2 separate regions of the Homo sapiens genome follow, and region 1 is linked to region 2. A link is an interaction called in ENCODE POLR2A ChIA-PET data of the cell type or tissue named here. Cell type or tissue: K562. All regions are shown on one strand. Links, peaks and the distances in the headings refer to the core of each region. The heading gives the core; the rest is flanking DNA.

What was found. Peaks named below come from ENCODE experiments on the same cell type or tissue, not always from the same donor. Only the 100,000 strongest peaks of a DNase experiment are listed, where the experiment ranks them.
Region 1: POLR2A ChIA-PET joins it to region 2 with 6 read pairs; 3 of 35 experiments call an interaction of 5 or more read pairs at or near these places.

Annotation. Positions count from the first base shown.
Region 1 is chr16:29,873,681-29,879,170 of GRCh38, reverse strand. It overlaps SEZ6L2 (seizure related 6 homolog like 2), which reads left to right. Exons shown (of 18, transcript NM_001243332.2): 10 at 746-884; 11 at 1,704-1,900; 12 at 2,221-2,415; 13 at 5,442-5,490. Among named protein-coding and RNA genes, the nearest start is that of CDIPT, 13 kb to the right of the region's middle. RefSeq lists enhancers at 484-983, 984-1,485. In K562, for the core only: no CTCF peak of the experiment used is centred there; DNase peaks (open chromatin) are centred at 1,510, 2,430 and 2,800; H3K4me3 peaks cover 1,631 bases.
Region 2 is chr16:29,721,989-29,727,478 of GRCh38, reverse strand. No RefSeq gene overlaps it. Among named protein-coding and RNA genes, the nearest start is that of C16orf54, 21 kb to the left of the region's middle. In K562, for the core only: no CTCF peak of the experiment used is centred there; no DNase peak of the experiment used is centred there.

The DNA of each region.
Region 1 (5,490 bases), core at 613-4,612, 150 kb before region 2:
AACACTCTGGGAGGCTCAGGCAGGCGGATCACCTGAGGTCAGGAGTTGGAGACCAGCCTGGTCAATAGAGTGAAACCCCGTCTCTACTAAAAATACAAAAATTAGCCGGGCATGGTAGTGCGTGCCTGTAATCCCAGCTACTTGGGAGGCTGAGGCACGAGAATCGCTTGAGTCTGCGAGGTGGAGATTGCAGTGAGCCGGGATTGCGCCACTGCACTCCAGCCTGGGCGACAGAGTGAGACTCTGTCTAAAAAAATAAAAATAGGGGCTGGACCTGGTGGCTCACGCCTGTAATCCCAGCACTTTGGGAGGCCAAGGCGGGCAGATCACGAGGTCAGGAGATCGAGACCATTCTGGCTAACACCGTAAAACCCCGTCTCTACTAAAAATACAAAAAAAAAAAAAAAGAAAAAAGAAAAAAAAATAGGGTGTGGTGGCGGCGCCTGTAGTCCCAGCTACTCGGGAGGCTGAGGCAGGAGAATGGCGTGAACCAGGGAGGCAGAGCTTGCAGTGAACCAAGATCGCACCACTGCACTCCAGCCTGGGCGACAGAGAGACTCCGTCTCAAAAAAAATTTAAAAATAAATAAATAAATAAAATAAAAGAATAAAAGAAACAGGTGGATCATAGGTAATAGGAAACAAGCGAGGTGATGTGGTGCACGCATCACGAGTGGTGAGGACTGTGGAGAAATGAAGACAGCATGCCCACCTGGGTCCTGAACCTGACACCCCTTTTTCCCTAGCCATGTGTGGAGGGGAGCTGTCGGAACCAGCTGGCGTGGTCCTCTCTCCCGACTGGCCCCAGAGCTATAGCCCGGGCCAAGACTGCGTGTGGGGCGTGCACGTCCAGGAAGAGAAGCGCATCTTGCTCCAAGTTGAGATGTATGTTTGGGTCCTGCAGAGGGTGCGACGGGTGTAGGCTCAGCAAAGTGTGGTATGCCAATGCAGTAGCCTGCATTCTGAGCCTGTCTGGCTCTTGCGTATCTATCCAGAATTCGGTGGATAGGCTGGTGCACTAAGGGTACAGGATAGACGTGAGAGAGCTGGGCTCAAATCACATATTAGCCAGGCAACCTCGGACAAATAAATAGGGCAATGCAGCCTTCCTTAGGGGCCACTGTGAACAAGGGGCTCTGGCCTGGTGCCTCTCACTCTTTGGAGGTTTCTGAGGCTTCCCCTGGAGCTATTTCCACGGACACAGACCCAAACTGTTGCGTTAACACCAGCAAGTTGGGGAGGTCTGGGGAGAATCCAGTGAGCTGAATTGGTATGAGAGTGTCATGAGATGGCACAGAAGCTGAAGTGGGCGTGGCTTCAAAGCAGGTACTCAGGCGGGGCCTAGAGTTGTGTAGGGCGTTAGCGAATTTGGTCTGTGATTGGCCAGAGCTGGAGTTGGGCTAGGCTGTGGATCTCATGGTGATGGAGGAGGGAGTGGACAGTGGGCGGAGTTAGTAATGTGCAAGCTTAGGGATTGGGTAGTAGGACATGGGAGGAGCCATAGAATAGGGGAACCCTGAGGCACTAGCATAGGAGAAACCATGGTTGGTCAAAACGGAGGCGGCGCCAGACCTGGGATAGGAGAATATGGGCGGGGCTGGAGAGTAGGAGGGGCTACCAATGAGCAGAGTTGAGGATGGGGCAGAGCTGGATGGGAGGGGCCAGTCGCAGCCCCGCCCCATTGCCTGGTCTCACCCCCTGCAGATTGAATGTGCGGGAAGGGGACATGCTGACGCTGTTCGACGGGGACGGTCCCAGCGCCCGAGTCTTGGCCCAGCTGCGGGGACCTCAGCCGCGCCGCCGCCTTCTCTCCTCTGGGCCCGACCTCACACTGCAGTTTCAGGCACCGCCCGGGCCCCCAAATCCAGGCCTGGGCCAGGGCTTCGTATTGCACTTCAAAGGTACTGAGGGATAGAGTCCCGGGATGGGCAGGGGTCGGGCAGGCCAGAGATCCCGGGAGGTGGCCGGTCGTGGTGGCTCACGCCTGTTATCCCGGGGCCTTGGGAGGCCGAGGCGGGAGGATCGTTTGAAGCCAGGAGGTTGAGGCTGCAGTGAGCTATGCTTGTACCACTGTACTCCAGCCTGGGCGACAGGAAACCCTGTCTCTAAGAGAGAGAGAGAGAGACAGATCCCGGGAGGGGGCACAGAGCAAAGCCTCCGAGGCTGGAAGGGAGCCCGCAGTTAAAACGCAGCCTCCAAACTCGCCTTCCCTCCCCTGCAGAGGTCCCGAGGAACGACACGTGCCCCGAGCTGCCACCTCCGGAGTGGGGCTGGAGAACGGCATCCCACGGGGACCTGATCCGGGGCACGGTGCTCACCTACCAGTGCGAGCCTGGCTACGAGCTGCTAGGCTCCGACATTCTCACTTGCCAGTGGGACCTGTCTTGGAGCGCCGCGCCGCCCGCCTGCCAAAAGAGTGAGCCGGCCCCGCCCGCGTCCCCTCGGCCCCGCCCCTTCCCTGTGGGCCCCGTCGTCGGCCTGTCCTGTCCCGACCCCCGTGCTTTCTGGGTTCCATCCCTTCGCTCGGGGTCCTTCCTGGATCTTCTTCAAGGCCTGCCCCCATGCCCTTTAGTTCTCACTCCTCCGCCCGGTTCCCCGAAACTGTCCCCTCTGGGTCTCCCTCTCATCTTCTCCGGGCTGCATCCCTCTTTCTTGCACCGACCTGGGCTCGGTCCCTGTTTCCTCGTCTCACGGCCCCGCCCCGTCCCCTCCTGACCCCTCCTCTGCGGCATCTGAGTTTGGCCCCTAAAAGGGCTCCGACCAGGTTCCCACTGGGCTCCCCGGGTCCACACTTGGCTCCACCTTCCTGTCCTACGCCCCGCCCCAATCCCGCAGTCCTATCAGTTGAAATTGTAGGGAGCCACTTTGCTAGGACCAAGGCTTGTCAGAGCACTTGGTTTATTTGAATGCCATCATTGAAGCCCCGTGCTGGGTTGGGGTTAGGCGAAGGGGGTTCAAGCCCCTCCATACTCTTATGGAGCTCGCAGTCTGGGAGGGATACGCAGGGTGGTGATCACTGGGTGACTTTGGGCGAGGCACTTAGCATTTCTGAGGCTTGGTTTCCCCATCGGCGAAGTAGGACTGAGGTTGTGAAGAGCAGATGGAAAGTTCACAGGGCGCATGCTGCCCTGGGCGTGGCGAAGTGCTGTGGGGAGAGCAGTGGGCTAATTTTCTCAGGGCTGGGGCAGGAGATTTCACAGAGGAGGTGACATTTAAAGGAGCTGGGAGTGTGTATCTTTTAGAAGAGCAGAAAGGGCCAGGTGCGGTGGATCACCTGAGGTCTGGAGTTCGAGACCAGCCTGGCCAACATGGTGAAACCCCGTCTCTACTAAAAATAAAAAACTATCTGGGCATGGTGGCATACGCCTGTAATCCCAGATACTCAGGAGGCTGAGGAAGGAGAATCGCTTGAACCTGGGAGGTGGAGGTTGCAGTAAGCTGAGATTGTGCCATTGCATTCCATCCTGCGCCACGGGAGTGATACTCCATCTCAAAAAAAAAAAAAAGAAAGAAAGAAAGAAAGAAAAAGAAAATTGAAGAGCAGAAAGGAATGGCAGCTGGTTACTTTCTCCAAATTTTAGGAAGCCAGCCCCAAGGACATGGGGCTGTAGTTCCATGTGGCATCTGGAAGCAATGGTGGGACCAAGGGGAGAAGCTTCAGGTAGCCAGATTTGGGCTGGACAAAGCTTCCCGCCCCTGGAAGGATTCACAGGATATCAGGCCTGGATGGGGCTGAGAGTTCGGCTGGCCCCGCTGCCTCGGGCTCAGGAGGGAACCTGCCCAAGGCAGCAGATTGAGCCTGAAGGTGTGCCAGGACCCACATATCTGAGTCCCTGTCCAGTGCTCCATGGCTGTGACCCTGGGCAGATTCCGGCTCTGCCACTCCCTGGCTGAATGACCATGGGCCAAGTCCTTTGACCGCCCTGAGCCCTGGGCTCCAAGGGAGATGACAGTGACATTGGCCTCTCAGGATAATCAGGATTAAATATTATGTTTGTGCCAGGTGTGGTGGCTCACATCTGAAATTGCAGTGCTTTGGAAGGCCAAGGTGGGAGGATCACTTGAGCCCAGGAGATTGAGAACAGCCTGGGCAACATAGTGAGACCCTGTCTCTACAAATAATAAAAAATATAGCCAGGCATGGTGGTATATGCCTGTAGTCCCAGCTACTCAGAAGGCTGTGGTGCGAGAATTGCTTAAGCCCAGGAGTTTGAGGCTGCAGTGAGCCGTGATCTCACCACTGCATTCCAGCTTGAGTGACAGAGCAAGTTCTCGTCTCCAAAACAAAGAATTATATTTGGGGCCAGCCGTGGTGGCTCACACCTGTAATCCCAGCACTGGTGGAGGCTGAGGTGGGTGGATCACCTGAGGTCAGGAGTTCGAGACCAGCCTGGCCAACATGGCGAAACCCTGTCTATACTAAAAATACAAAAATTAGCTGGGCATGGTAGCGAATGCCTGTAATCGCAGCTACTCGGGAGGCTGAGGCAGGAGAATCTCTTGAGTCCAGAAGGCAGAGGTTGCAGTGAGCCGAGATGCGCCACTGCACTCCAGCCTGGGCGACAGAGCGAGACTCCCATCTCAAAAAAAAAAAAAAAAAAAAAAAAAAAAAAAAAAAAAACAAGCACACACACAAAGAATTATATTTGTTTGTAAAACATTTAGCAGGGTACGTAGCTCAGGCTTATATACAAGAAATGGCTATGATTATGATTCCTTCACAACAGGGTTGTAAACTCAAACGCCTGAAGGCAGGGAGTGTATGTGAGTGAACTGGGCTGGGCATAATGAGAATACTGGGGACAGGAGAGCTGGGCCCCCTCTAAAGAGGGCAGCTGCTGTTCCACAGACTACAAGCCATGTTGGGCTCACCCTGCTGGGATTTGGCTAGTATGCTCTGGTATGGTGGTTAAATATTTTGAATTTCACCCCAGGATAGGGGCTTGGGGTTTCCCCAAGCAAACTGTTTACTAAACGAAGCCTGAAATATAACATACGTTGAATTTTGAAAAAAATTAAGCCTGTCATTCTGGCCTGAAAATAGATGCACTGCATTTTAAGTTTTTCCAATTCATGCTCTCTTCCTTCTGAGGAATTGGTGGGAAGTGCGTGTGTGTGCAGAGGTGTTCAGAGGAAACAGCCTGAGGCTCAGGCCTCTCCCAGCCCTAAGCTTCTGGGAGATTTTCTTTTATTTTTTTTAGACTGGGTCTCACTCTGTCACCCAGGCTGGAGTGCAGTAGCGTGGTCACCATTCACTGCAGCCTCGACCTGCTGGGTTCGAGCGATCATCCCGCCTCCAACTCCTGAGTAGCTGGAACCACAGGAGTGCGCCACCACTCCTGGCTAATTTTTCAATTTTTTGTAGAGATGGGGTCTCTCTGTGTTGCCCAGGCTGATCTTTGAAGGCCCTCGCTCCCCCTGACCTTGTTCTTCTGCCACCAGTCATGACTTGTGCTGACCCTGGCGAGATTGCCAACGGGCACCGCACCGC
Region 2 (5,490 bases), core at 907-4,906:
TTACTGCTTCGAGAGCGTTTCCAAAGTGTGGGGCAGGGCAAGGGGGATGTGGGTTGTTGCAGCCCAGAGGATTCGCAGAGTTGAGGAAATGGAGTGGCTGAGTCCGAGGAGACCACAGCAGCTAGAGCTTAGATAATGGAACACCTACAAGACAGAGGTGCACAGAGAGAGTACCCCAGAGGACTTCAGAGGATTCAGCAAAGAACTAATCAGCACATGTGTGTGAAGAAACTCTCCAAGGCCAGGGAAAGAACCAGCTGAAAGGATTCGAGGAAACAACGCCCAAGATTCACACGAGGTAGGGCCAGGACCTCTTCCCACTGGCCAGCTGGAAAAACTGATCATTCGCTAGGCATGGGGTAGAGTGCTCAGGAAGATCTTGTCTCAGTAATGGGGAATAATTAAACCTAGACTTCCGGTGCAGTGGCTCATGCCTGTAATCCCAGCACTGTGGGAGGCTGAGATGGGTGGATCACTTGAGGTCAGGACTTTGAGACCAGCCCAGGCAACACAGCAAGACCACATCTCTTAAAAAGGCCGGGCAGGCACGGTGGCTCACACCTGTAATCGCACTGTGGGAGGCCAAGGTGGGCAGATCACTTGAGGCCAGGAGTTCAAGAGCAGCCTGGCCAACAGGGTGTAACCCACTCTCTACTAAAAATACAAAAATTAGCCAGGCATGGTGGCGTGTGCCTCTAGTCCCAGCTACTCAGGAGGCTGAGGCAGGAGAATCAGTTGAACTCCAGAGGCAGAGGCTGCAGTGCACCAAAATGGCACAACTGCCCTCCAGCCTGGGCAACGGTGAGACTCTATCTAAAAAAAAAAAAAAAAAAAAAAAAATTAAGCCTACACTGAGCATTAATCTGGACCTGTCTAACAAATCATAAAGATTACACAAATATTTGGTGTTCTACAAGGTAAAATTTACAATGTCTGATAAGCAATCAAGGATTACCAAGCATAAGGAAAAAATTAACAGAATGAAGTAATAACTTACAGATTGGGAGAAAACATTTGTAAGCAATACATCCAATAAGGTGTTAATACCCAAAATATATAAGAAACTCAAAAAACTCAGAGTGAAAAAAACAAATAAGCTGATTTAAAATGGGCAAAGGACCTGAACAGATATTAAAAAAAAAAAAGACACAGAAATGACCAACAAATATATGAAAAAATGTTCAACAGCACTAACCACCAGGAAAACGCAAATTAAAAGCACGATGAGATATCACCTGTTGGTGCTGGTGTTGGTGAAGATATGGAGAAAAGGGAACCCTTACCCACCGTTCGTGGGAATGTAAATTATTACAGTCATTCTGGAAAATTATATGGAAGTTCCTCAAAATATAGGCTGGGCGTGGTGGCTTGCATCTGTAATCCCAGCACTTTTGGGAGGCTGAAGTGGACAGATCACTTGAGCCCAGGAGTTTGAGACCAGCCTGGACATCATGGTAAAACCCCCGTCTCTGCAAAAAATACAAAAATTAGCCAGGCATGGTGGCATGCACCATAGTTCCAGCTACTAGGGAGGCTGAGGTGGAAGGATTGCATGAGCAGGGAAGAGGTGGAGGTTTGCAGTGAGCCAAGATAGTGCCACTGCACTCCAGCCTGGGTGATAGAGCCAGACTCATTTAAAACAACAACAACAACAACAACAAAACGAAAAAACTAAAAGTAGACTTACCAAATGATCCAGCAATCCCACTTCTGGGTGTATATCCAAAGGAACTGAAAAATCAGTGTGTCAGAGATATCTGCATTTCCAGGTTCACTGCAGTGTTATTTACAACAGGCAAATCATGACATCAACCTAAGCATCCATCAGCAGATGAAAGGATAAAGAAAATGTGGCCAGGCGCTGTGGCTCACGCCTGTAATCCCAACACTTTGGGAGACCAAAGCAGGCAGATTACTTGAGGTAAGGAGTTTGAGAGCAGCCTGACCAACATGGTGAAACCCCCATCTCTACTAAAAATACAAAAATTAGCTGGGCATGGTGGCAGGCGTCTGTAATCCCAGTTACTTGGGAGGCTGAGGCAAGAGAATCGCTTGAAGCTGAGAGGCAGAGGCTGCAGTGAGCCGAGATTGCACCACAGCATTCCAGCCTGGCTGACAGAGTGAGACTCCATCTCAAAAACAAAAAACAAACAAACAAAAAACAGGCTGGACGTGGTGGCTCACGTGTATAATCCCAGCACTTTGGGAGGCTGAGGCGGGCAGATCACCTGAGGCCAGGAGTTTGAGACCAGTCTGGCCAACAGGGTGAAACTCTGTCTCTAATAAAAATACAAAAATTAGCCGGGCATGGTACGGTGCACTCCTGTAATTCCAGCTACTTGGGAGGCTGAGGCACGAGAATTGGTTGAACCCAGAGGGGCGGAGGTTGCAGTGAGCCAAGACCAAGTCACTGCACTCCAGCCTGGGTGACAGAGCAAGACTCTGTCTCAAAAAAAAAAAAAAAAAAAAAAAAAAGAGATGAAAAGACAGAAAAGATAAAGAAAATGTGTATATATACACATTTGAATAGAATACCATTCAACTTTAAAAAGAAGCAAGAAGCAAATCCTGTGATTTGCAACTACATGGATGAAGCTGGAGGACATTATGCTGAGTGAAATGAACTAGGCCCAGAAAGACAAATACCGCATTCTGGCATGTTCTCACTTAAATGTGTAATCTGAAATAATTGAACTAATAGAAGCAGAGAGTAGAATGGTAGTTAGCAGAAACTGGAGGTGGGGAGGAAACGGAGTGACTTTGGTCAAAGAGTACAAAGTTGCAGCTAGACAGGAAAAAATGATGAGTATTTAAGATGATAAACGTGTTAATTAGCTTGATTCAATTACTCTATGCTGTATCTATATATCATAACAGCATGGTGTACCCCATAATTGTACATGATTAAAATTTATAGAATGCTTTTTAAAAATTGGAATATGAAGATGAACTTCAATGGCAAAAAAATTCTTTTTAACCCAGAAGATGAGATTGGTTTAAAAGCTCCCCACTTTTAAGAAAAGATTACCAGGCAGGCAAAGAGGCAGAAAACATGACCATATTAAGAAGAATAATCAGTTAATGGAAACCAACCTAGAACTGACACAAATGTTACAATGAGCAGAAAACATTAAAATAGTTACTATAACTGAATGCCATATGTTAAAAAATTAAGTAGCGATAAGGAGATACAAAACAAAGGCCCAAGTCAAGCATCTAAAAGATTACAATGTCAGAGATGAAAAGTACAATAAATAGGGTTGATAGTAGATTAGATATTGCAGAAGGAAGCCTTAGTGAAGTTGAAATCATAGCAAAAGAAATCCAAAATGAAACGCAGAGAAAAAACAATTTTTTTTTTTGAGACAGGGTCTCACTCTGGCTGGGGTGCAGTGGCACCATCTCGGCTCACTGCAGCCTTGACCTCCTGGGCTCAAGTGATCCTCACAGAAAAAAAAACAATTTTTTTTTAAGACGGAGTGTCACTCTTGTCTCCCAGGCTGGAGTGCACTGGCGCAAGGTCTCGGCTCACTGCAATCTCTGACTCCTGGGTTCAAGCGATTCTCCTGGCCCAGCCTCTCAAGTAGCTGGGATTATAGGCATGTGCCACCACACTCGGCTAATTTTTGTATTTTTAGTAGAGACAGGGTTTCACCATGTTGGCCAGGCTGGTCTTGAACACCTGACCTCAAATGATCCACCCACCTCAGCCCCCCGAAGTGCTGGGATTATAGGCGTGAGCCACAGGGCCAGGCAGAAAAAACAATTTTAAGAATGAAAAACATGGCTGGGCACAGTAGCTCACACCTGTAATCCCAACATTTTGGGAGGTCAAGGCATGAAGATCACTTGAGGCCAGGAGTTTGAGACCAACCTGGGCAACATAGCTAGACTCCATATCTACAAAAAAGAAAAAATTAGCCAGGTGTGATGGTGTGCACCCGTAGTCCCAGCTACTTAGGAGGCTGAGATGGGAGGATTTCTTGAGCCTAGGAGGTGAAGGTTGCAGTGAGTTATGATTGTGCCACGGCACTGCAGCCTGGGTGAGAGTGAGACCCTGTCTGGAAAGTAAAAAGAAAACCACATCAGTGAGCTGTGGAATAACTTTATGCAGGCTAATATGTGAGTAATTGGAGTTGAAGGAAAGGAGAGATAGAGGGGCACAGAAAAAATACCTTAAGGACTAATAGCTTAACAGTTTCCAAATTTGATGAAAATCATAAATCTACACATCCAAGAAGCTCAACAATTCTCTAACACAAGAAACTACACCAAAGCACATCATAATCAAATTGCTCAAAGCCACTGATAAAGTGAAAATCTTAAAGTAGCCAGCATCTAGGTGCGGTGGCTCATCCTTGTAATCCCAGCGCTCTGGGAGGCCAAGATAAGAGGAGTTCAAGACCAGCCTGGGCCACATAGCAAGACCCTTGTCTCTTCTTTTCTTTTTTTTTTTTTTTTTGGAGACGGAGTCTCACTTTGTCGCCCAGGCTGGAGTACAGTGGTGCAATCTCGGCTCACTGCTGGCTCGGCCTCCCAGGTTCACGCCATTCTCCTGCCTCAGCCTCCCCAGTAGCGGGGACTACAGGTGCCTGCCACCACGCCTGGCTAATTTTTTGTATTTTTTAGTAGAGACGGGGTTTCACTGTGTTAGCCAGGATGGTCTCGATCTCCTGACCTCGTGATCCACCCACCTCGGCCTCCCAAAGTGCTGGGATTACAGGTGTGAGCCACCGCGCCTGGCAGCAAGACCCTTGTCTCTACAAAAAAAAAAAAAAAAAAAAAAATAGACCGAGTGCAGTGGCTCATGCCTGTAACCCCTGCACTTTGCAAGGCCAAGGTGGACTGATCACTTGAGGCCAGGAGTTTGAGACCAGTCTGGGCAACATGGAGAAACCTTGTCTCTACTAAAAATACAAGAATTAGGCCAGGCACAGTGACTCACACCTGTAATCCCAGCACTTTGGGAGGCCAAGGTAGGCGGATCACCTGAGGTCAGGAGTTCGAGACCAGCCTGACCAACATGGAGAAACCCCGTCTCTACTAAAAACAGAAAATTAGCCGGGCATGGTGGCGCACATGCCTGTGATCCCAGCTACTTGGGAGGCTGAAGCACGAGAATCGCTTGAACCTGGGAGGTGGAGGTTGCAGCCGAGATCACACCATCACTGCACTCCAGCCTGGGTGAACAGAATGAGATTCTGTCCCAAAAAAAAAAAAAAAGAAAAAGCCTGATGTGGTGGCGTGTGTCAGCTAGTTGGGAGGTTGAGGCAAGAGGATCACTTGAGCCCAGGAGTTTGAAGCCAGCCTAGGCAACATTATAATGAGACCCCTATCTCTTAAAAAAAAAAAAAAAAAGGGAGGGGGGTTAAGAGAGTGGATTAGTGTGGGCGACAAGCCACCCAGGCGCCGAGGCAAGAGACAGAGGACACGAGCTGTTCCAGTATAATAAAATATAAAACAAGAATAGTTATACCAGATATAGATCTT